Linked DNA regions of Homo sapiens: regions 1 and 3 are each linked to region 2. The links are chromatin loops, found by intact Hi-C in ENCODE. Cell type or tissue: heart right ventricle. All regions are shown on one strand. Region 1 has its middle 47 kb from the start of SELENOK. Region 2 holds the start of LINC02017 (long intergenic non-protein coding RNA 2017). Region 3 overlaps CACNA2D3 (calcium voltage-gated channel auxiliary subunit alpha2delta 3).

What was found. Hi-C counts contacts between places; a loop is a spot of excess contacts. Peaks named below come from ENCODE experiments on the same cell type or tissue, not always from the same donor. Only the 100,000 strongest peaks of a DNase experiment are listed, where the experiment ranks them.
Region 1: it touches region 2 in a loop (10-fold over the local background); 8 of 110 quality-filtered maps call a loop at or near these places.
Region 3: it touches region 2 in a loop (9-fold over the local background); 21 of 110 quality-filtered maps call a loop at or near these places.

Annotation. Positions count from the first base shown.
Region 1 is chr3:53,935,321-53,943,320 of GRCh38, forward strand. No RefSeq gene overlaps it. Among named protein-coding and RNA genes, the nearest start is that of SELENOK, 47 kb to the left of the region's middle. In heart right ventricle, CTCF peaks have their summits at 3,503 (motif pointing right) and 6,842; no DNase peak of the experiment used is centred here; H3K27me3 peaks cover 2,812 bases.
Region 2 is chr3:55,173,981-55,181,980 of GRCh38, forward strand. It overlaps LINC02017 (long intergenic non-protein coding RNA 2017), which reads left to right and starts at 4,192. Exons shown (of 3, transcript NR_147142.1): 1 at 4,192-4,436. The region is part of intron 2 of LOC124906243 (a long non-coding RNA gene); the gene reads right to left. In heart right ventricle, a CTCF peak has its summit at 7,166 (motif pointing left); no DNase peak of the experiment used is centred here; H3K27me3 peaks cover 1,476 bases.
Region 3 is chr3:54,425,274-54,433,273 of GRCh38, forward strand. All of the region lies in intron 4 of CACNA2D3 (calcium voltage-gated channel auxiliary subunit alpha2delta 3), which reads left to right. Among named protein-coding and RNA genes, the nearest start is that of ESRG, 210 kb to the right of the region's middle. In heart right ventricle, a CTCF peak has its summit at 3,198 (motif pointing right); a DNase peak (open chromatin) is centred at 3,198.

The sequences.
Region 1 (8,000 bases), 1.2 Mb before region 2:
TGTCTTTATTTTGCCTTCATTTTTAAAGGATATTTTTACTGGATATAGATTTCTGGGTTGACAGGGTTTTTTCTTACAGCATTTAAATTATGTTCTATCATGTTCCAACCTCCATTATTTGTGATGAGAAGTCCATGATCATAAATTGTTGCTTTGTCTTACTGCTTTAAGATTTTCTGTATCCTTGATTTTCAGCAGTGTGAGTAAATGTATGTAGGTGTGGTGTTTTCAAAAAAATATTTGTTCCTGCTTGGAGTTTGCAGGATCTTCTTGAACCTATACACTTATTTCATTCACCAAATTTGAGGAAATTTTGACTGTTACTTCTTCAAATGTTTTTTTTTCTGCCCTATTCTCTTTCCTCATCTTCTAAAACTCCAATTACACATATGTTAGACCTTTTGATATTATCACACAGTTCCTTGTGACTCTGAGTACTTTTTTAAATCTTTATCTCTCTGTTATTTAGGTTAGATATTTCTTTTATTCTCTCATCCTTTTCACTTAAACTTTAAAAAAATTCATTCTGTGGCTGGGCATGGTGGCTCATGCCTGTAATCCCAGCACTTCGGGAGGTTGAGGTGGGCAGATCACTTGAATTCAGGAGTTCGAGACCAGCCTGGGTAACATGGTGAAACCCTGTCTCTACTAAAAATACAAAAATCAGCTGGGCATGTTGGCACACGCCTATAGTCCTAGCTACTCAGGAGGCTGAGGTGGGAGAATTGCTTGAACCTGAGAGGTGGAGGCTGCAGTGAGCCAAGATTGTGCCACTGCACTCCAGCCTGGGCAACAGAGCAAGAGTCCGTCTAAAAAATAATTAATAAAAAAATTCATTCTGCTGTTAAACACAATGAATTTTTTTTTACTTCAGATATTTTTACTTCTAGAATTTCTGTTTGATTATTTTTTAATGATTTTTGCTTCTCTGCTGAGATCCTCCATTTATCTTTGATTTGAAGCGTATTTTTTTTCTTCCTTGAATGAAGTTATAATAGCTGCTTTAAAATCTTTCTCTGCTAACTCCAATATCTGGGTCACATCAAGATTGTTCTTTTCAGGCTCTGGGCTGAGCTGGGCTTAGCTCCTCACTATGGGTTAATCTCAGATCTGTTCCATATGTGTTCATTCTGAGGCCCAGGATAAGGGGGCAGTTACTACTCAGCGAAAGCTCTTTTCATGCCCATGACAGTGAGAAAAGAGGATAAGCCCAAGCATGTAATTATATTTCAAGTCTTTACTTGCTTTATTTATTTATTTATTGAGACAAGGTCTCCACCCAGGCTGGAGTTTAATGGTGCAATCATGGCTTACTGCAGCCTTTACCTCCTGGGCTCAAGTGATTCTCCTATCTCAGCCTCTCAAGTAGCTGGACTATAGGTGTACACCAACATACCTAGCTCATTTAAATTTTTTTTTTTTTTTTTTTTTTTTTTTTTGTAGCGACACAGTCTCACTATGTTGCCTAGGCTAGTCTCTTAACTCCTGGGCTCAAGTAATCCTCCTGTCTTGGCCTCGCAAAGTGCTGGGATTATAGGTATGAGCCACCGCACCCAGCCCATTTTGCCTCTTTTAGGTCTGGGTTCAAACATGTTATGAAATGGTTGCTAAGTGCAGATGATTTAAGTTCTTGAGTTTTCTGGCTTTCTTGTCAAATGTCCTGGGAACCTTCTCCAGGAAGACTTGTGAGACATCTGTTTGTGAGACCATCATGTCTATTCCTCAGTCGCCTAAAGTAGGAGGGGGCGGGCTTTTCTGATTTGATTTTATTAAAAAAGGGCTCAGTTGAGTAGTTTGGACATGGCAAAATGTACTGAGGAAGATTTTTTAAAAATTACCCCGGCGTACTTAAAGCCAGAACCTGAGCAAGACTATAGGGGTATGTGACACAACAATAAATAAATATTTGGCCTTTGTCCCTGGGTTCCTGGTACACAGCTCCTAAAATCCTTGGACTCTCTGCAGTGATAAGAGTGTATTTTTCTTGGTGATGAGATTACTGGTGGCTGGGGGTCCCTAGATAACTGCAGGACGAAGGCTGGCCACCAGAAACACCAAAGTGTGATTAGAGGGTTGGAACTTTTTCAGCCCCAGCCCCAGATCTCCAGGCAGGGGAAGGCAGCTGGAGATTGAGTTCAATCACCAATGGCTAATGACTTAATCAATCATGCCAAATAATGGAACCTTCATAAAGCCCCTAAACAATGGGGGTCAGAGAGCTTCCAGGTTGATGAGTACATCTAGTATGGGAGGTTGGCACACGCCAACTCTGTGAGACAGAACTCTTGTGCTCGGGACCCTCCTGAATCTTTCCTTATATACCTTTTCATCTTGCTGTTCGTTTGTATCCTTTATAATAAGCCAGCAATAGTGAGTAGAGCACTCTCTTGAGTTCTGTGAGTCATTGTAGCAGATTATCAAACATAAGGAGGGAGTTGTAGAATTCCCTTGAATTTATAGTCGGTCAGTCAGAAGTACCAGTGCAACTGGAATTTGAAGTGGGGGCAGTGTTGTGGGATGGAGCTCTTAACTTGTGGGATCTGATGCTAACTCCAGTAGAGAGTGTCAGAATTGAATTGAGTTGTAGGCACCCAGCTGATGGTGGAAGGTTGGAGAAGTGGTGTTGGAAAAGACATCATGCATTTGGTGTCAGAAGTGTTGTCAATGTAAACAGTTGGAAGGGTGACAAAGGTGTCTTGAATTCTTCCTACCTTTCTTTGCATTTAATTCCCATCTCTCTTCTCTCAGGCCCTAATCTTCTCTCTGCAACTGCGTTTGATCCATTTTCATCAGGGTCTAGATCTCAGCTAGTTGCTGCAGCCATACAAGAAACTCTAGAGTCATGTAACTTGATCCAGTATACAACTTCACCATCTGGATTCCTTAATAAATAGTCAGTTGATCTCAGCTTTAATTCACCTTCCTTCCTTAGAATGTTAGCAAGGCCTAAACATTACCCAGGTGAGGGTCATTTGCACTTAGTTTATATCATTAAGGGTTGCCGAAAGTTGTCAAGTTCCAAAGGAATGAGCTACAAAATGGCGAAAATCTGGGCATTGATACAGACAAGAAAGGAAACATTTGTGGGGTAGAAAAGTCTTTTCACTTTCCTTAGTGTCAGACTAGGCTGTTCCCTATCCTGCACATCCTTAAGCCACCCTGGACAACCCTGCTACTACTTGCCTTAAGGGACATAGTCATTTAAGACTTGAATGGTCATCTTCAGGCTTCTCTCAGGACTGAAAACAAATGTCATCGATATAGAGGAAGTGTTTTGGATAGAACAGGGTTTATTAATTTCTTACCTCTCCGCCACATTCAGGTCACAACGGTTTTAAAAGGAAACAAAGCTAAACTTATTATCAGCAATGGTGGAGACATGAAGGAGCTTTTACACTGGAACTGGTGGCTCTACCCACTCAAAAGTGAAGGTTATCTTCAGGGAAGTAGAATCACCCAACATACCATTTTTTCAGGTGCCTGCCTGGGTGCTATGCTTCTTCTCCCACTAGGTGTCACCACAGTACACAGTAAAGAAGGGAAATGAAAGGCTGCATCTGAAAAGCTTCTAGACTAGAGAAATGGTTGCGTTTAGGTTAGCAGCAAATTGGGCATAATTAGTTTATTTAATAAACTGTATCTTTAAGATATGAAAATCTCATATAATCAGGCTAGAAAGTAAATCACCTCATTCATTCACTCTCTTAAAATGCTATCAGTCCTGGAACCCAAACAGAGAGGAGCTTAAAGTCATTTGCCCTATCTGTAAAACACGCGGCTGGATTAAATCAGCTGATGACCCTGCACAGCTGAGTGGATCTCACCCCTCAGGATAGTAAATCTCTTTGTTGAGAGGTCGGATTACTGCTAGATCTCTTTATCACCAGAGCTGAGCTCTCGCGGCTGCTGAGGATTAGACATGATCCTCCTCCATCCACACCACTTTAGCATCCTTCCTCCCACAGGCCCCTTTGTGGTCACTCTTCTGTGAAGGTGAAGATAAGATGCCGGAGATAACGAAGGAGGGAATGTGGCAGCCTTTCCAGCATCTCATTTCCAACACCCCAGTTGACAAGCTGTCCCATCAGCAGTGAAAAAGATCCTTATTCTCTGAACATCCAGCCTCCGGGGGCCAGGCCTCTGTATATCAACTCCATCTCAAATCTAATTTAGGATTTAGGGATGCTTGGTGGAAGGCGAAGCACAGCTAATCTGACGTATCACACAGGGTGAGTGATGTGCACTTGTGGATAGTATCTAAATCCAATGATGCGCAGCTCCACGGCGCTGATCCTTTCCATCTTCATGACAGACCCCCAGTGTGCCACCGTCTAACTTCCTGTGGATAATAGTTACATCTGGGAGTCAGGAAGCTGGTGGCTCAGGATCCCCTCTTGTGTTCTGTTCTTTGACAAAGACAAGATGCCACTGACATCTGGCCTTCCTTTTGGTGCAAGGTTTAAAGTTTCATTTCAGATAGGTCAGCAGAGATGGCTGTAAAACTGTCCTGAGAGTTTGTAAGCTCTCAGAGAGAGAATTGGAAGTTAGCCACCATCATTAGCATCAAGCAGGATTTATAAATTAATCCTCTGCATCCAACTCAGGGTGGGTCTCACATTTTTTTTACCCTACATAGAACACCTCCCTACATACCTCTAAATGAAATCAACCAGGCTTGCTGCATACAGTTGTGTACAACACTAGGAGGTGCCATTTATATAATTGCCCACAGAACCATAGGCAGTGCCTGGGTAGCACTCCAACATATAAACCAGATAAAAGCAGCGTTCTGTTAACATAAAAATGTACATTCCAATTTTGAAATTTTATTTAACAGCCAATCAAGGGAAATACCTTTTTGGTGAAAATAAAAATTTGAAATCATGAGTTATCGTTGAAAGTTGCCCTTTTATCAGTGTTTGCATCTGAGATTATGCAGTTAAGCAAGTGGAATCTTAGGAACACTCTTTTTTCTTTTTTCTTTTTTTTTTCTGGAGACAGATTCTTGCTCTGTTGCCCAGGCTGGAGTGCAGAGGTGTGATTTCAGCTCACTGCCACCTCCACCTCCTGGTTTCAAGTGATTCTTGTGCCTCAACTCCCCGAATAGCTGGGATTACAGGCATGCGCCACCATGCCTGGCTAATTTTTGTATTTTTAGTAGAGATGGCGTTTCACCATATTGGCCAGGCTGGTCTTGAACTCCTGGGCTCAAGTGATCTGCCGGCCTCATCCTCCCAAAGTGCTGGGATTACAGGTGTGAGCCACTGTGGCTGGCTTAGGAACACTTTAATCAAACAGATCCAGACACTCATAAATGCACAGTTTAGAAATGGGATAGTCTTTGTGGAGGGGAAGAAGGCAATATCTATCAAATGCACATTCTGTTTAACCCAGCAATTCTACCTCTATGATGTTATCAGATCTATTCTCAACTATGAAAAATGATCTGTAGACTGAGTTATTTATTGCTGCATTGTTTGTGCAGCAAAATACTGGAAACAACCTAAATGTCCGATAGAGGACAGATTACACAATGGAATACTTGGCAGTTCTCATAGGAAAGAGAAAGCTCTCTATTGTTAATATGAAATGGTCTCCAGACCCTGGGCTCCATGAACAGAGCAAGGTGCAGAAATGTGTGAATAATATGCACACCTTGAGTGTATGTGTAGGGGGGTGGTGTGTATATTGATCTATCTGTTTGCAAATGCATAAGAAACCTCTGGACAGATACCCAAGAAACTAATAGCACTGCTTGCTTCCAGGACGAGATACCGACTGGTATGGTCAAGGACAGGGGACACTTATTGGATAAGATATCTTTTGTACCTTTTGAATTTTGAATCACATGAATATATTATCTATCCAAATAACAATAATAATATGGTAGTCTCCACTTCTCTGAGGGGGATATGTTTCAAGTCCCCCAGTGGATGCCCGAGACCCGGCATAGTACCGAACCCGACTTACACTTTTTTTTTTTTTAATCTGATAATCGAGGCAGCTACTAAGTGACTAATGGGCAGGGAACATATTCAGTGAGGATGTGCTGGACAAAAAGCGATGATTCACATCCTGGGAGGGAGGAAGTGAGATGGATTTCATCCCACTACTCAGAATGGCCTGCAATTTAAAACTTATGAATTATTTCTGGAATTTTCCATTTAATATTTTCAGACCATGGTTAACCATGAATAGCTGAAACCATGGAAAGTGAAACCTCAGATAAGGAGGGACTACTGTAATAATAATAATGATAAAAATTAATAACCAGATCCCCCCACCAAAAAGAAAAACCATCCTGAACAGATGAAAATCACGGTAGCAATCTAAAATACGAAATACTCACGGTGTAGCTGGCCCATGGCTAATTTCCTTTGGTGTTGCAGCTACATACCAGGATCAGCTCACTACGGCTAAGACAGTGTCATACTTATTGGCTGTGTGACCTAGGGCAAATTTACTTAACTTCTCTGTGCCTCAGTTCTCTTTTCAGTAAATGATGATAAATCCTACTTCAAAAGGTTATTGACAAGACTGGATGAGTTAGTACCTGTTAAGTTGAAATGTTTAAAAAGAACACAACAGAACAAAACCCCCGCTGAGCCCTGGCATTAATTGTGGTGCACATGGGCTACAGCAGTATGATTGATAAGTAAGAGAATATAAGTATAGCCTTTGACACACAGTAGGCACTTAATAAACATTAACTCCCTCCCCACTCATACTTAATTGGGCTGTCAGGGCTTCATAGACCCTTTCTGAGCAGACTAGAAACTAATTTGCTACTGAGTGTATTTGTGATCTCTACATTTCAGTCTGCAGGTGGACCCTTTGAGCTGTCTTAGACTGGGTCAGGGTGCTTTTAAAATGAAGAATCTGTTTGGCTCCGTTATTTTCATGTCGGTTTCTTAGGTTTGTCTAAGTAAACATTTTCATATATTTTGGTCCACATTTTTTATGGATTAAATTGTTGCAGTGGAAATGCATCGTGATGTGAAATGCGAAACTTGTCGCTATGACTTCAGGCATAAATTAAGGAAAGGCATGAGGCAATTATATGAATAATTCTTATAAATACAGAAACAAAACAAAAAATTAATTGCCAACATTTTTAGCATGTTAGGGGTCTTGCCAAACACTTTACAAGCCTTAGCTTTAACTCTTTGTGTGAGTTATCATGATCAGCTCCCGTTTACACACGGAAGCAGGCAAGTTGCCCAAGGTTACAAGGTAGTAAATGGCACAGATGGGATTGAAATCCAAACCTGGATAATTTCAGGCCCCAAGTTTTGTATATATATCTATCATCTTCTCTGAGGCAGATCATTACAAAACCAAATTTATAAGCCTTAAACAGAAATTGCTAATTGATTTTATGATACAGTTTTCCAATTGAGGAAGCGACTGTAGTTTGTTTCATGTTAATATATGTTAGGGTCCTTATAAGCATTGTCTTAAAATAATTCTTACATTAACTCTCTGAGTTAGGGATTGTCCTCATCCTTCAGGTAAGAAACCAAGACTCAGAGAAGTTAGGTAACTTGCTCAAGGTCACACAACAAGTGAGGAAGAAAGAAGGCATTTAAGCCCAGGTCTGTCTACTTCCGTGGGGCTCAGACCTGTAGTTCTATAAGAATGTCTCTTCAGAACCTTTTCTTATTTCTTTCTCAACTCCCCCTGCTGGGGCATGAGTTGAAAGGAAGTTCTATGCAAGGGCCTCAAAAGTGGTCTCATGGATTCTGTTTCTCCTGGTCAAATACCCATGTAACTCAAAATAAAAAACACTTTCACATTAAGATGAGATAAATCTCTGTCTCTCTGTATCTAAATTCTATCTACTTTCTCTCTATCTGATAAAATATTTCTCATTAGAATATGCATTTGTGGGTGGGGTGTGGTGGCTCATGGCTATAGTACCAATGCTTTGAGAGGCCAAGGAGGGAGGCTCTCTTGAGGCCAGGAGTTTGAGACCACCCTGGGCAACATAGTGAGGCCCT
Region 2 (8,000 bases):
AGAGTTCTTTTACTCCTGTATTTTGACAACAAGAAAGAAAATGTAGATCCTTGTAATACTTACTTCAATCTTATTGTCTTATACCTTCCCTAAACCCTGAAGTTACACTGGAACCACCCCAGCCCCCAACACATACACTCACACACACAGCACGCACTCGCAAAACACACACATGCATGTATACCCAACATACACACCCTACATGCACACATTTGCATGCCCTTGCTGTGTTCTGAAGATGGCACTTTGCTTTCCCCCCTCCTTTTTCACTTGATGTTTTATTGTGGAGATTGACCTAGTTTTTCCCACCCTCTATGTCAGATTCAGTCATCCTGCTGATGGTGGCTAAGAGATAGAAATGGAGGCGGTACCCATAGGATTCTCTCTACTAGGCTAGGGGAAAAGATGAGCCTGGGAATACTCCTCAATCCATTTATCCTATTGCATGAGTATCATTACAGGCAGATGAGAAATCTGCCTGCTTAAAGACAGAATTTTCTGATCCCTTGGAGAAAAGAAAATTAAAACTGTTGTTCTTCTTTCCATTAGACTGTGAGCTCCACAGTAGGTGGCCCTGGGCCCAGTGATCTGCACCTCACTAGGACTTAAACCTTGCCTCATACTTAGCACAAAATCTCCTAGAAGGCATTATTTATTGGGTAGTTACTATGTACAGCTAAGTAATTTATATGTATTAATTAAATTTTGCTTCAATCCATATCATTGCAGAGTATAAGTTCTAACATAATACTAAGAGCACTCTTAAATAGTTACCTAGTTCTTACCAAGCACTGTTCTGAGTTAACAAATATTACCTCATTTGATCCTCACAGAAGCACCATGAGGCAGATCCCATTATTATCCCTGATTTACAGTGGGACAAGCCCAGAGAGGCTCTGTTGCTTGGCACGTTTGCAGCCTGTAAGTGATGGGAGCTTGCGGGGATCCAATCCAGCTCACAGTCCCTGGCCTCAGCTAATGTTAGCCTGTCTCTCATGGTATTGTGTGTCAGAACACATTCCTTGGATCTAGACATTTTGACCTGACATTTGACTCTGCATTTCTAGCTATATGAGCTGGGGCCACTTACTTAACTCATTCAAACCTTAGTTTCCTCAACTTGGCCGGGTGTGGTGGCTCACGCCTGTAATCCCAGCACACTGAGAGGCCAAGGCGAGTTGATTGCTTGAGGTCAGGAGTTCAAGACCTGCCTGGCCAACATGGTGAAACCCCATCTCTTGACTAAAATACAAAAATTAGCTGGGTGTGGTGGCACGTGCCTGAAGTCTCAGCTACTTGGGAGGCTGAGGCACGAGAATAGCTTGAACCCGGGAGGTGGAGGTTGCAGTGAGCCTAGATTGTGCCACTGCACTCCAACCTGGGTGACAGAGCAAGACTCCATCTCAAAAACAAAACAAAACAAAAAACAAACAAACAAAAAAACACCAAACCTTTGTTTCTTCAACTGGACAAGAAGCTAATTGTGATTCTAAATTCAAAAGTTGCTGTGATGACTAAGTTAATACATCTTTCTAGAATAATCCCTGGCATGAATTAAATCTTCATGAATATAGCTATTACTATTATCACCTTTTTGCAGATGAGAAAACAGGACCAGAGAGGTTAGTTCACTTGCCCAAGGTCACACAGCTCATCAGTGGTAGATATAAAGTGGAAATCCAGGTTGGTCTGTCTTTTCTCCTGTGGACGAGAGGCAGTCTAACACACCTTGTCACTATATTTTTCTTGAGCTCCAGACTGTGAAAGCACAGTAAATTTTTTTTCATCGTTCATTTCTTGTAAGCAACTACCACTCCTGGGTAGATCCAGCTCCCAAGGACACTGGACAATGAAGGAAGTATATTTCCAAATCTGCAAATCATCAACAGAATTAAATCTAAATGTCACATTACATCCTGTCTGATATCTGGTCTTCCCTAAACAGACATAAAACTAAAATCTGTTTGGACTGCTTTGCCATTTTCCAAAGCATTTCCCAGACTCTTTCTTCTATCCTGCCTTCAAAGTCCTGCATTAGCCCCTCTCCCTCAAGGGCAGCTTGGCATGGGCTATGGTTCAACACATGTGGTCTTCAGTCTACTTTTGCGAGACAGGTTTCCTTAGGCATTCTCTGCAACATATGAAGCTCCAGAGGGCTGAAACTCAAGTGCAGGAAGCCAAGGCTCTGAGGGGCACGTGCAGCTCATGAAGTAGGTGGCCGATGCGAGCAAAGGTATGTCCACCCTGCCTCACAAACTCCAGATTGCACAACTAGGAACTGGAAGGAGATAAACTGAGCCCAAATGAAAGGAGCCCTTTATTGAATTTAGTGGAGTAAATTAATCTAATCTTACCTCCCCTAAAAGTGAGATGGATTAAATTCTCAATTGCTTCAAATTAATCTCTAAATTGCCTCAAGAACATATTTTATAAATAAGAAATTCATGGTGCATTACACAGAAAGCAAGAGATGTTAAAAAAATCAAACTGGCATTTTTGTATATCTTTGATTTTTTTGTTGATGTCTGTCTTAATCTGCTGCTATAACAGAATACATGAGACTGGGTAACTTATAAAGAAAATAAATGTACTCGGCTCATGGTTCTGGAGGCTGAGAAGTCCAAGATCAAGGGGCCTTATCTGATGAGGGCCTTCTTGCTGTGTCATCCCATGGCAGATGGGCAAAGAGAGGGTGAGAGAGAAGGGGCCAAACTCATCCTTTGATCAGGAGCTTACTCCCACAATAATTAACCCACTCCCATGAAAATGACATTAATTTATTCACAAAGGCAGAGCCCTCATGACCTAATCACCTCTTAGTGGTCTCACCTCTCAGCACTGTTACATTAGGGATTAAATTTCCAACACATGAATTTTGGGGGACACATTCAAACCATAGTAATATCAGAAAAAATGGCCATAGTTTCCAACAAAGTTATCTGACATTATTTTGGTAAAAGTTTTCTGGCTCAGAGCGATTGTTTTTTCCATTGAGTAAAATTTCAGTGACACTCTATTTGCATAAAATTATTCATAAATACCATCTGTTTATCAATTAAAATGAAAAATACTGTTGTTACTAGATTAGAGTATTTGATTTTGATAAGACATGTAATGTATACACTGTCTAGAGGCTAGGAATATATCTATGTGATTTCTGCACTCAGAAATCAGGGCCATAATAAAGAAGATCACCTTGGCAAGCTCCACAGTATGGTTTTTATTAGTATTTCCTATGTTTGTGGTATAGAAGGAAAATACATCTATGCCTACAAATCGAATCTCATTGACCTAAAATATTGCTTGCTTATTAAAAAGTCCAAATTAAAACAAAACAAATTGAATTTACAGACAATTTTCTCAGTCATAGATTGATTCTGCCTTATTTTTCTTATTTGATGTGTGTTTTAACAAACCATTTAAAATTCCTAACACTATTAAGATGTCTTTTTACGTGCCTGTGACATTACCTGGGAGAATTCAGCTACATGAACATGAAGCTCTAATATTTTATAATTCAAGAATCCAAAAACAATTTTTTTCCTAAAAACAACCAAAAAGGGCATATTTTAAGAATAAATAAATAAAAATATCAGTGCATCATTGGGATATTTTATGTTAAAGCTAGCCATGGCAGATCTTTCTGTGATGTTAATAATTGGTTTCTGATATATCTTGTGTGTGTGTGTGTGTTTTTTTAACTCATTTTCTTGTATCTAAAATAAACTTATTTAAGACACAAATGTCCTGCTTAAGCTTAGGCACTTTGGGTGTTTTGAGTCAAACGTTGCATTATCAAATATTATTTCTCTACATCTCTGATAGTTCAATATATTTTTAAAATTACCTTCCTTGTCTCAGAGAGAAAACTCTTTCTCCTTACATTCCAACAATTGTTCTGTGAAAGCTCAGTGTTCACTGGAGACAGGATAAGGGTTTCTGATAGATCGACCTGGCTTGTACCCAGCACTGCAGGCTCTTGCCTGCACTGCTGGGACCTAGGGCTGGTAGAGCTGTAACTGCACAGAGAAGACTGCCTGCTTCTTATAGGTTGGTTGTCGCTGTCTGGAAGAGTTTAGCGCTGCTCTGCATCTTCTGCCTCACCTGAAATCCTACGTGTATCCTATGCCGTTCCTATGAAACCAGTTTAGAACACCAAACATACCACCCACAGTTTAACCCTTTTTGGCACTCTTAGAAGCCCAAGCACAGAGTTCGGAGAAATGTGAGCACCTGTATGAAGAGAAGATGGGTACAAAGGAATGAGTGGGGGTTCCTCTTCACCATCCCTAAAACTGTGGCAGTATTTAGCAGCATCATTGATGAGGCTGGTCTCAGAACTGTGCAAACATCTGCCCTGCCTGGCCTCTCAATGAAAAAGCTTCTACCTCTTAACAGGTATTTCCACCAACTCGCTGGCCACCTCCCTGTTACAGGTTAGTAAACTGATCAAGCCTTTTATTTGAAAACATGAGGAGACACCTCCTTAGTTAAATAATAAAGAAAAGTCAAGATACCAAACACATGCCGAGGAATGAAATAGCTACATCAGCATAACAGATTCTGAGGCAGCATTAGATTCTTTCTGGGCATGTACGCAGTTTCAATTGAGTGTTCATTTTCCCTGCCACTCAATTTTCCATCCTGAGTTAAATGTCTAAAGGTAGAAGACAGACAAAGATGATTTCCCAAGGTTGCTTCCAGCTTCTAGATCTTGGTGCCTAGAGTTTAAATTATTTTGTTCTTAAAGTGGAACAGCTTATTTCTAAAACATTAAATGTATGATACAGCAGAAGAGTTAATAGTCCTTGAATTTATTACCTCCTTCCCCCTTTCAAGAAATATCTGACATTCTCTTCCAGAGCAGGGGTAATAACCTCATTCCTCTCAGGATCCACAGTGCTAGGCTTAAAGTGGGGGTCTAGCATATTCTGAACTGACTTGAAATCACACATTTGGATCACTTAATAGTTAAGTTCCTACAAACGTTTGGCATCCAAAGAGGGCCGAGGATACATCTTCGAAACAGATTATTTTTAAACTATGTGGATCTATGCATCCTGATGCAGATAGATCTCCAAGAGATCTTGAGGAAAAGAAAGTGTGGAACAATACTTTCTTCATATGATTCAGATTATGTTGTTTAAAAGAGAAGCAACCCCAAACTATGTGTTTCTTTAGGTCTGTATCTCTGGATGCAGATGTATTAGAAAAACAGCAACAAAAGGAATGCTATCCAACGCACTGACGGCAGCCTCTAGGAGAGGATGGACTTGGAACTTCATCTGACCTTTGTATTTTTAACAACCAAAACTTATTAATTCAGGACTTGCGTTCCTAAAAGTAAGCAAAACGAAAAAAGGAGGTATAACAAATTTCTTATCACCAAGAGAATTCAGAAAAAATCAGCAGATAGGTCAATGTTGCATAGTTTATGAAAGCAAGGTGGAAATGCATAAAATCAGAGTGCCGTGGAAAGGATAATGTTGGGGCATTTTTCAAATGCATCTTGTTCGAATGTACTCTGAAAGGTGGTATAAATTAGCAGAAAGTCACCCTAATGCACAGCAAATGCAAAGGCAGAGAGGCATTTGAAGGAGTCACTTATTTTAAAAACAAATCTTAAAGGAACACGTTTAAGCATAGAAGTTAACATAGATGTATAATTACACTGAAAAATAATTTTCATTTTTGAAATACATTTCCTTTTTGGAATTTAACAAACAGGTGAAAGAGATTTAGACTATAAAAGGAAAATTCGATTTAAGTTTTAAAAAGTTTGATGTTAATGGTTTTTGTGGGGATTTGAAAATTATCTAAAGATTTTGATGAAAATCTCTCCACATGAATATTTAACAAAACATCTACAAAGAGAAATTTTATGTTGGTTGAAAATGGAATTTTTCCACCCACTCTATCAATATCTTTTTTCTTTATGATTTTGTTTAATTAGTATATTATTTTATTGTGAAACATTTCATGGCCAGTACAGAAAATCAGAAAGTACAAAAAGCAAAAAGGAAAAAATGAAAATATTCATAATTTAACCAGAAATATCTATCTTGGATTATGTCTTTGGCTAACCCTCTTATGCATATATGTATTCATATTAAAAACGATATTTTTCAAAAACAATGTTAACTTAATGTATTGGAACATTTTTCATGCTATTGATTATTAAATATTTTAAAACTTGGGGACAAGAAGGCATCTTGTTTATCAAAGTTTTCTAGTTGAAAATTCACTCAATAAAAATCATTTGTGATCTCAAATCACTCACTTCATTTGATCCTCCCAAAATCTGGTGAGGGAGGAGGTGCAGGCACAATTGCAGGGAATGGAGCCAGAACTGTTAACATTCCTGGTGAGACAGCAAAGTCAGAGAGTGTCCACGAACTCCCCAAGTTCATACTCAGCTGGTGAGTAAAGGAGACGGGACCTGACCCCGGGCCTCCTAATAATAAATCCCAAATCCCACCTTCTGGACTATCACACTCACATGGCTTTCTCCCTTGTACCACTCAGGATTCTGCTCAAATGGAACCTCCTCAAAACCCCTTTCCTTTCTCATCTTGTTCCTTGCCGTCTCTGTGAGGACCATGACACTAAGTTGGTTTCCACCTGTAGCCTAGCACCAAGCACAGCATCCAGTATATAGTAAATGCTCAACAAAGGTTTGCTGATCGAACACCACACCATGGTGCCACTGGATCTCAACACGACCACAGTTTGGAGAGTTGTCAAAAGAGATGATGAACATAGGCTCTGACAAGCTAGCATATCTGTTTAGGTTAATCTGAGTAAACAGACTGAATCAATGTACTGGTTGGATTAAATTAAGTTCATTATTTTCATCTCTGGGGAAAATCAATAAAACAAAAGAAGATTATGCGAAGCAGATAAAACAACCATTATTGAACTAAAAACAAACCCCAAAATAACAGCAGTTGATTTTTTAAAAAAATTCTGTTTAGTGAAGAAGCAAAAAATTAATCAATACTTTTATACTATCTAAATAACCAGATGATAGGATAGCCAGACTCTTGTCACTTCCTAATCAGCTATTTCTATGTGTATGATAGAAAATATTGGAGTACATCTTTGCAGTTTGTTTATTATTAGTTACTGTCCTTTTTAAGAATGGACCAATAGGAAAGCCCCCTAGTGGCCAGTTACCGATTACATCGCTTTTTGGTTGGCACATTGAAATTTTTTAACTAAAAACAGTCCTGTACACGGCTGCATTTCTGTTTAAGCACTGTTTGTCAAAAGCACTTTTTTTAAGAAGCCAGCTTTTCTCACAAATGTCTAAAAGTTCTACATTTGAAACATTTAGTCTCTAAGAATTCTTTGTCTTTCTCATGTTTACAAGCATAAGTAGTTCCTATATAAAGCTAAAGGAGGGCAAAAACTGTATTTCTCTATCTTCTTGACTACTTGGTCTATTTTAAACGTTTTCTTTTTTCTAACTATTTTCCCCAGTAATATTCACCCAAAGAAATGTGCAGTCAGTCTCTACTAAAACTACAAAAAATTAGCCGGGCATGGTGGCGGGCGCCTGTGGTCCCAGCTACTTGGGAGGCTGAGGCAGGAGAATGGCGTGAACCCGGGAGGCAGAGCTTGCAGTGAGCCAAGATCGTGCCACTACACTCCAGCCTGGGTGACAGAGCAAGACTCCGTCTCAAAAAAAAAAAAAAAAAAAAAAAAAAGAAATGTGCAGTCACAGTATATTACTACACATTTCATACTGAAATGTCTTTATTAATTATAAAGTTAGTCTCCAACTTAAGTTAGTCTCACTAGAATAGTAGTATAGTTTTAAGTTGATACATTTGAAAATAATTTATTTGAATAACTTCATTTTCAAAAATACATATATAATTTGAATACTGTTGGGGTAAATGTGATGTCACCAGGAATTATAATACTGAAAGAAGTTAGTTCTCAAATCTTAAAAACAAAGCAACAAAATCTCAACTTACAGTTTTTGAAAATATAAG
Region 3 (8,000 bases), 750 kb before region 2:
TGAGCCGAGATCGTGCCATTGCACTCCAGCCCGGGTGACAAGAGTGAAACTCCATCTCAAAACAAACAAACAAACAAACAAAGAAGTCAGAAAGATTTAATTTCAAAGGCCAGGTAGCCATTTAATAGCTGCGCAAATTCTTAGGCAAGTTACTAACTCCTCTGATACACAGGTTAAGGATAAAATGAGAGAGGAATCTAAAGCACCAGGCTTAAAATTGTTTAAGCATCTTCCCACTCTGCTGTTCATCTCCTTTTCTGGAATTTCCCATGTATCCCTGTTGTCCTCTCTCCAACCCTCAGCTCTACCCCACCTGAACACCTGAGGATACCAGAAATGGCCAAGGCAGAGTGGGTTCGGGTTTTCCTCTGAAATTTAGGTAAATCAGTGAACTCACCTCTCTCTCATGATCACTTTTGGGGGAGCTCAGATGTTGCTTGTGTCAGTGAACCAGCACTGAGTTCCAGACTCTGAAGCACTAGGCCCTGGGTCAGGCCCTAAGGCTAGAGAAGGGATGAGTTCCCTGCCCCGGAGCATCCCACTGCTCTGCCTTCTAACAGCAGACTAAAGCTTTTGGAGGTCTGGCTCAATGAGTGATCTTGCTGCCCTTCCACAGACGTAGAGGGGACGTACACAGATGGGCCCTTTGGTAGCCCAGATTTCATCAGGGCAGTTAAAATCAGCATACTCCTAGCCTCAGAGACAGTAGCCACCTGCATGGCACGTTGGAAATTGGTTAGTTTAGATAAGAGTTGAGTTGTTCCTTCTGGTCAGACAGTTGAATTTCATGACTATAACTCAGGTGTGTGTCCTGGAGAATTTTTCAGATAGACGTCATCTCTGGCTTACATAGTGGTCAAGAGAAGAGGGGAGGGGCCCCTCTGTATCATAGATTAGCTGGTTGGAGACAGCTGGTAGACACATTATTATTTTATTCTGAAGGCACAGGATATTTGCAAAGTTTACTTCAGGCACCAAACACTAATTTGAAATATATATATGTTTAAGAATGCCATAAAATAGCAGTAATTTTTATAGCTCTAAGTTATGTTGTTGTTCTTTAGCCTTCCGTCTTTGTTATAAACTGCACTTTAGAGATGTGTCATAATATTTGCCTTTCCACTCCTTTTAATGGGTTGGGATATTTTGGAATCAATTACACAGTGCTTTTGTTTCTCACATTAAATTTACCACCAGTTATTCCCTTAAATATTTTGAATACTGAAAATAATTTCTTAGGTGACATTAATTATGATGCACCTCCCTACTGAGCTATTCTTCCCTGGCAATATTAATGATAGTGTTTCAGCATTCCTGACTGGCTCTGTCATTAATCCTTCATAAATACCAGCCCCAATTAGTGTGCACAAGTGAAATCAGTTGAGCAGTGAAATGTGTGTGCCACAAATAGAGGATAGATGCTGTGTCTGTCCCTTGAGGAACAACTGAACTTGTCAGCTGTCAAATCTGAATTCTTAATAGTTCTTGTGTAAAAATGCATTCTTTGATTTTTTTTTTCATTTTACAAAGTAATTTGTAACCACAGTTGGTGGTGATGTCTGTTTGTAAAGTCTTATCCTTTGATTTCTTTGCATTCTGTTAAATCAGAAAATCCTTTCTAGATTCAAAGATAATATGCTGTTAATGTGTCTGCTTGTACTGTTTCTACCTTTGTGTCTTCCTTGACCCTTCCTTGTTTTTCTTTCTCTTCTCTCTCCTTCTCTCTTCCTTCCCTTCTTTCTCCCTCCCTTCCTCTCTCTTCTACCCACCATTCTTTCCTTTCTTTATGTTCTGCGTACCCTTTCTGTGTTTTGGACTGCATTACCAGAAGGCAGGAACGAGACTGTTTACTTGAGTATGTTTACTTGGGCGTGAACTGGGATGCCCTCTGCCTGGTCATTTGGTGTTGTAGAGTGCCAGAAAGCCCTGCACATGTAGGTTATCTGTGCGTATCTGTTGATGAATAAAATTTTTCATAAAACACAATTTTTGAAATGTGTTAACAGAGAGCAGTATTTAAATTAGCAAACATCTCGGACACATGTGCTTCTTCTCCTTGGGTCTCCCATCCAGAAAATGGCCGTTCATTTGGTTAAGATGTGCCGGGAGGGCCTCAGCATCATGCTTGGTGTGCACTCCCAGTTAGGGACCCAGGATTATTTATTTTCAAATTAAGATACTTTTAAAAATGAAAGAGGAGGTATTGATGATTACTCGGACAAGAGCTGGAAGCCAGAACTACCCTAGGCAAATGGTAGGATCTCCAGATACAATATAGGACACACAGTTAAATCTTAAATGTAAATTTAACTGTGCCTCCTGTATTTTTATTTGCTGAATCTGGCAACCTTATTTGTAGTCATAAACACATGAGCCATGCTCCCTGCCAGTGCGGAGCGTCTAGTCTAGTAAGCATAACTCCAGGTTACTGTCCTCAGGCACTATGCTGATGATCTAACATGTCACAACAGGATTCACAGGTTAATAACATCCCCAAGGTCAGACAGGTAGGACATGGTATGGGGAACAAGGGATCAGGACCTGGACCAGAAATCCAGCTGCCTACAAAGCCCTTGTTTTCTCTGTGATACCCTCCTCCCTGACCAGCATTGTGGCAGCAAGGAGCTTCTTTTGCGGGCTTTTAAGAGATTCTGCAGGGAAGTTAAGAGCCCTCAACATGATTTCTCCACTGCTAGATTTTCCAGGCAGCAGGAGGCAACCAGCTGTTTTCACTGTATCAAACCCAAAACATGTCAGGCAGAAAAAATGTCAAGTCATTTTGAAAAATGTCTGAAGCATAATGTGCTTGACAGGGGTGAAATAGCATTGGCCATAGTCACGTAATTACTACCTCAGTGTTTGTTTACCATGCAGCCCTTTCTTCTTCCACTTGAATTAAATCAATCTGAGCAACAATGTGGCTTTATAAAACCCAGGGCTCGGCTGCACACAACAGTTAGACTTTCTCAGGTTCTTCGTAAGCGTGAAACTTGCCAGGTTGACTAAGCAACTTAACAGTTTCTTCCATGTTCATATCTTTAGACTAAACTCAGACAGACTTATTGAATTAAAGTAAATGAAGGTCACCTATTTTTTTCTGCAAACAATAAATGTTAAGATAGGATGAGGCACTGGGGGCCGAGATCTGATTTGAATTTAAGCTGCAGCCAGACACCATAATGTGACCATCCACTAGATGTCGCTGATGATTCGCACCAGTGCAGCTGCAAGTCCATTTATGGATGTTAAAAAAAGTCTTTAAAAATGTTGGGCCAGAGTTAAAAAATCTGGAACTTTGATATATTTCTTTTTTTTTTTTTCACCTTTTACTTTTAAATATCTTCTTTGTGTCCACCCAAATGGGCCTTATTTCTGCTATCAACGATCTCTTTCTACCTTTCAAAATTTAGCAAAAAACAAATTAAAGAGGGTAACAAAAATCTGCCTTATTTAAACCATCTCACTCTTTGTGTATGTTGCCTTTCTTCCAATATTTTTGTGAAACTCCTCAGATGTCATTTCCTTGATGCATTGGGTTAGTCTGTATTAACATAATTTATCTAGTTACTGTAGTGTTCCTACATCCGATGAAGTTGATTTTCCTTTTTACAGATTTATGCTTGATTTATTGTGAGGAAGGAAAAATCTGTCTTACCATTGGGGCTTTGCCCTTGACACTAGTAGAGATCAGATGCCTGTTGTAGCCCAAGGAGGGTGAATCTTTGGTCAGCCCTTATGGCTTAAAGACCCAAGCTGGTGGGATGTACCTGGAGGAAGATGCGATGGTTTGGGATGGGGATTATAAAGCCAGCCCTCTCTGGTATATGGAATAAATTCTCAGTTGGGCAACAACAAAAGCAGAAAGACTGGCAGCTGCTATAGATTTCCACTCTTAATGAGCTACATTTTTTTCCCCCAGAGCATGGCTAATATGGGATAGGATCCTCAAATTTAAAAAAGGAATGTTAAAAGGGAGCAAGATTAGCTTTAATCAACTAAAAAAAAATCATAAAACTAAATTGCAGAAAAACTTGAGACCCATGGAAAGTTCTCTTGTAAATATTATAATGGCAAGCAGTTTTTTTCCTTTCCTTTCCATTTCTTTTCTCCTTGTTTCCTTTATTTCTTTCTTTCTTCTCTCGTAATTTTCAAATGGCAAACCACCTGATTTGGGGAGGAGGGACTGGGTAGGTGAGTGTGTCTGTGATTGTGAATTTCGGCTAGATCCTGTTTTCACAGGAGAATGCTGGTATTTGTAGTACCCTCTTTAAGAGTGGTCATAAGCTTCTCAGCTGTGGCTGAGGAGCCGTTCAGTGAGAGTTGAAAAGACTGGTAGATTTCCTAGGGGTTATATCATGATGGTGCTCTGTAGACAACTGGACTGCGAATAGCACTTTGCCAGACTCTACTCAAGTCCCATGCCTACCCTTGGTACCCAGCAATATGAAGCCCCCTAAAATGTGAAGTACTTGTCTTTTGCCACAGATTTTTCTCGGATGTTGGAATAGCATTCACTTGAGGTAATTTCTGTTTCATTTTATTTTTGAGGTAATTTTTAAATAGCCTTCTATGGATTTCATTATACTGCAGAAAATTTAACATCCGTGAAATAAGAATAACGTAATCATAAGAGGGTTAGATTTCCCAGTCATTGGGAAGAAAAGGCTCTAATTCCCTGATGATAATCTGACAATCTGTTTAGAGCAATAGGGAATGAATGCCCTATAAATGTGTACTTGACTATATTGGAGATGGAAATTGGAAAAAATGCAGCATCAAAACACAAAACACTTTCTGAGTTCCACCATAGTATGAATTAATCATATTTAATGCTAATTATGTCCTTGCTGCGCAACTACTTTCTATGTAAATTGTGGGAAAATGTGAAAACATTTACAAGCCCCAAGCAAGTTTTACAATGAGCTTATATATGCGGATTTGTTATTTATTTGCTAGGTGTCTCTTTCAATCCAAATTATTCTGTGCAGATTTATCAAAATGTTGTGTTGCTATTTTTTACTTTCAAAAACATTACTGATATGTTCCCTCCCCTTCAATCAAAGTGTTAAAAATATTGAGGTTGGGTCAGTAATACAGCTTTCATTGAGTTGTTGAGCTTGTTCAGAATTCTCTATGCGGATATTATGAAGATTGCCCATGGATTATTTGGCTTTTGTGATTTATAACTCTTTGTCTCCAGAACTGACAGTTGGAATTTATACCATCAAGTAACCAGTTTTATATCTTTGATTAAAGTTTTCAACTCAACACATGCAGAAATTGGCTTAATCCTGGACGTGATTTGGTTGCTTGATGGGTTTTGGGTATTCTGGATCCTTTGGATATGTCTAGGGTCTCCCCTGCACTAAGCTCCAAACCACTTGTATCCATGAGTCTCTTCCAGACCTGCAATGACTTTGACTTTTAGACTACAGTTAATGCCTTAAATATATGAAGATTCTGTCATTGGAGGGTTCCTCTACATTTTTTGATTATTAAGGAAATTTGCTTGACAACTAATTCTTTAGTGCAATAACTGATAACAGTTGACCCTTAAACAACACAGGGGCTTAGGGGCGCTGACTCCTGCACAGTAAATAATTTGAGTATAATTTTTGACTCCCCAAAAACTTAACTACTACTAGTCTCCTTTTGACCAGAAGCCTTACCAATAAACATAAACAGTCGATTAACACATATTTTGTGTGTTATATGTAGTATATACCATATTCTTAGAATAGATTAGCTAGAGAAAAGAAAATGTACTAAGAAAAATCATAAGGGGCCTGGTGCGGTGGCTCACGGCTGTAATCCCAGCACTTTGGGAGGCTGAGGTGGGTGGATCATGAGGTCAGGGGATTGAGACCATCCTGGCTAACATGGTGAAACCCCGTCTCTACTAAAAATACAAAAATTAGCCAGGTGCAATGGCAGGCGCCTGTAATCCCAGCTACTCAGGAGGCTGAGGCAGGAAAATCGCTTGAATCCAGGTGGCCGAGGTTGCAGTGAGCTGAGATTGTGTACAGCCTGGGTGACAGAGTGAGACTCCGTCTCAAAAAAAAAAAAAGAAAAAAGAAAAATCATAAAGAAGATAAAATATAATATAGAATATATTTGCTATTAAATGAAAGTGGATCAATCATAAAGGTTTTCATCCTCATTGTCTTCACATTGAGTAGGCTGATTAGGAGGAAGAGGAAGGCTTGTTCTTGCTGTCTTGGGTGTGGCAGAGGTGGAAGAAAATCCACATATAAGTGGACCTGCTCAGTTCAAACCCACGTTGTTTAAGGGTCAACTGTATATATGTATATTTTTAAAATTTTATGGTTATGAAAATATGGCTTTATTTTTATTTATTTTAGACAGTCTCGCTGTGTTGCCCAGGCTGGAGTGCAATGGCGTGATCTTGGCTCACTGCAACCTCCATCTCCTGGGCGGATTCTTGTGCCTTAGCCTCCAGAGTAGCTGGGATTATAAGTGGTGCCATCATGCCTGGCTAATTTTTGTATTTTTAGTAGAGACGGGGTTTCAGCTGTGTTGGCCAGGATGGTCTCGAACTCCTGTCCTCAAGTGAACCACCTGCCTCAGCCTCCCAAAGTGCCGGGATTACAGGCATGAGCCACCACACCTGGCCGACTTTATAGCTATATTAAAATATACATTTCTAGCTTTATCAAAATATGAACTTATAAAATGCATTGATAAAATTGGTTGTTTAAACCTAATGTCCATTCACAGAGGCTCCTTAGATAAATTTCAGCCATCAAAACCATAAGGGTCTATCTGTGGCTGTAATGGTGGAAAAAATATACATGACTGTGTTTTCAGGCAACACGAAAAAAATCAAAACTGCAGAATGCTTTGTATTTTTGTGGTCTCATTTTCATAAATGTGTGTGTTCATAGATATACATCTAAAAGCCTGTAAATCATCAGAATAATAGGATTATAGCTATCTCAACATTCTGATCCTTCTGAACCTTCTAATTTTTATATTATTTTTATTATCAGAAAATAAACTCTTTTCTGTCTGGGATAAACAATGATCTTGTTATTATTATTATTTCAGATCTCTCGACTCACTGTGTGTTTTCAGATGGTGTTATCAATATATAACTAGAGCAAAAAAATGCAGATGTGTTTCTGTAATGAGGTGAATTCTAGAATACAATGTTTTTCTCCAAAATATTTTAATTCATTTTAAAGAAAGAGGAAACGAAAAACATGCTCTTTCCCTAATTATCTGTGATTTTTTTTCCCTTGAAAGCAAAAGTACTGACATCGCATTCTAAGTGTTCAGTGCCAGCGGACCCAGTTGATGTGTTTCTCCCCACCCAGGCTTGGTTAGGATTCTGTTAAGGTATTATTGAAACACTACAAACACATTAAGAATGTGAGGCTTTCAGCATATGCATATTGCTGCTGCTCTGTATATAGATTTTTTTCTTTTCTAAATCCCTGCAGGCATTAATTTTAAGAAAGCCTACTGGATTCAGTGTATTTTAATTAAAATACAAAATGAATATGGAGTAAAGGTTGGCACTTTGGTCAGTTTCCCTAATATGCTGTCTGCATTGTATCTTCTGAGTTCCAATCTCCATGTGTTTAAATGAAGACCCAGGATGACTGGGTCTTGGTTTGATGTCATGGTCTTTTTCACCATGCCTTTTGCGTGGGTCAAAAAAAAATTAAGTGGTGGAATTATTTTTTTAAAAAATTCAAAAGTTTTAAATTTGGGTAGGCTAACACATTTTAATCAGAATATTATGGAGATGATGTTATGATTCCAAGCAAAAAATGAACACACATCTACTTGCCAAATGAATAATAAAATGACTCTGTTGAGCTCAACATTCCAACGCTGGAGGTTGGAAGAGGGAGGAGTGCAGCTAGCTCATTTGGGACCATGAGTGTTGCTTATTGCAGCTATGACTGGAGGGGGATTTATGTACTTGTCCAATGTCTAGGTCTCTTTCCAGTGTAGACTCTATCAGGATGGAG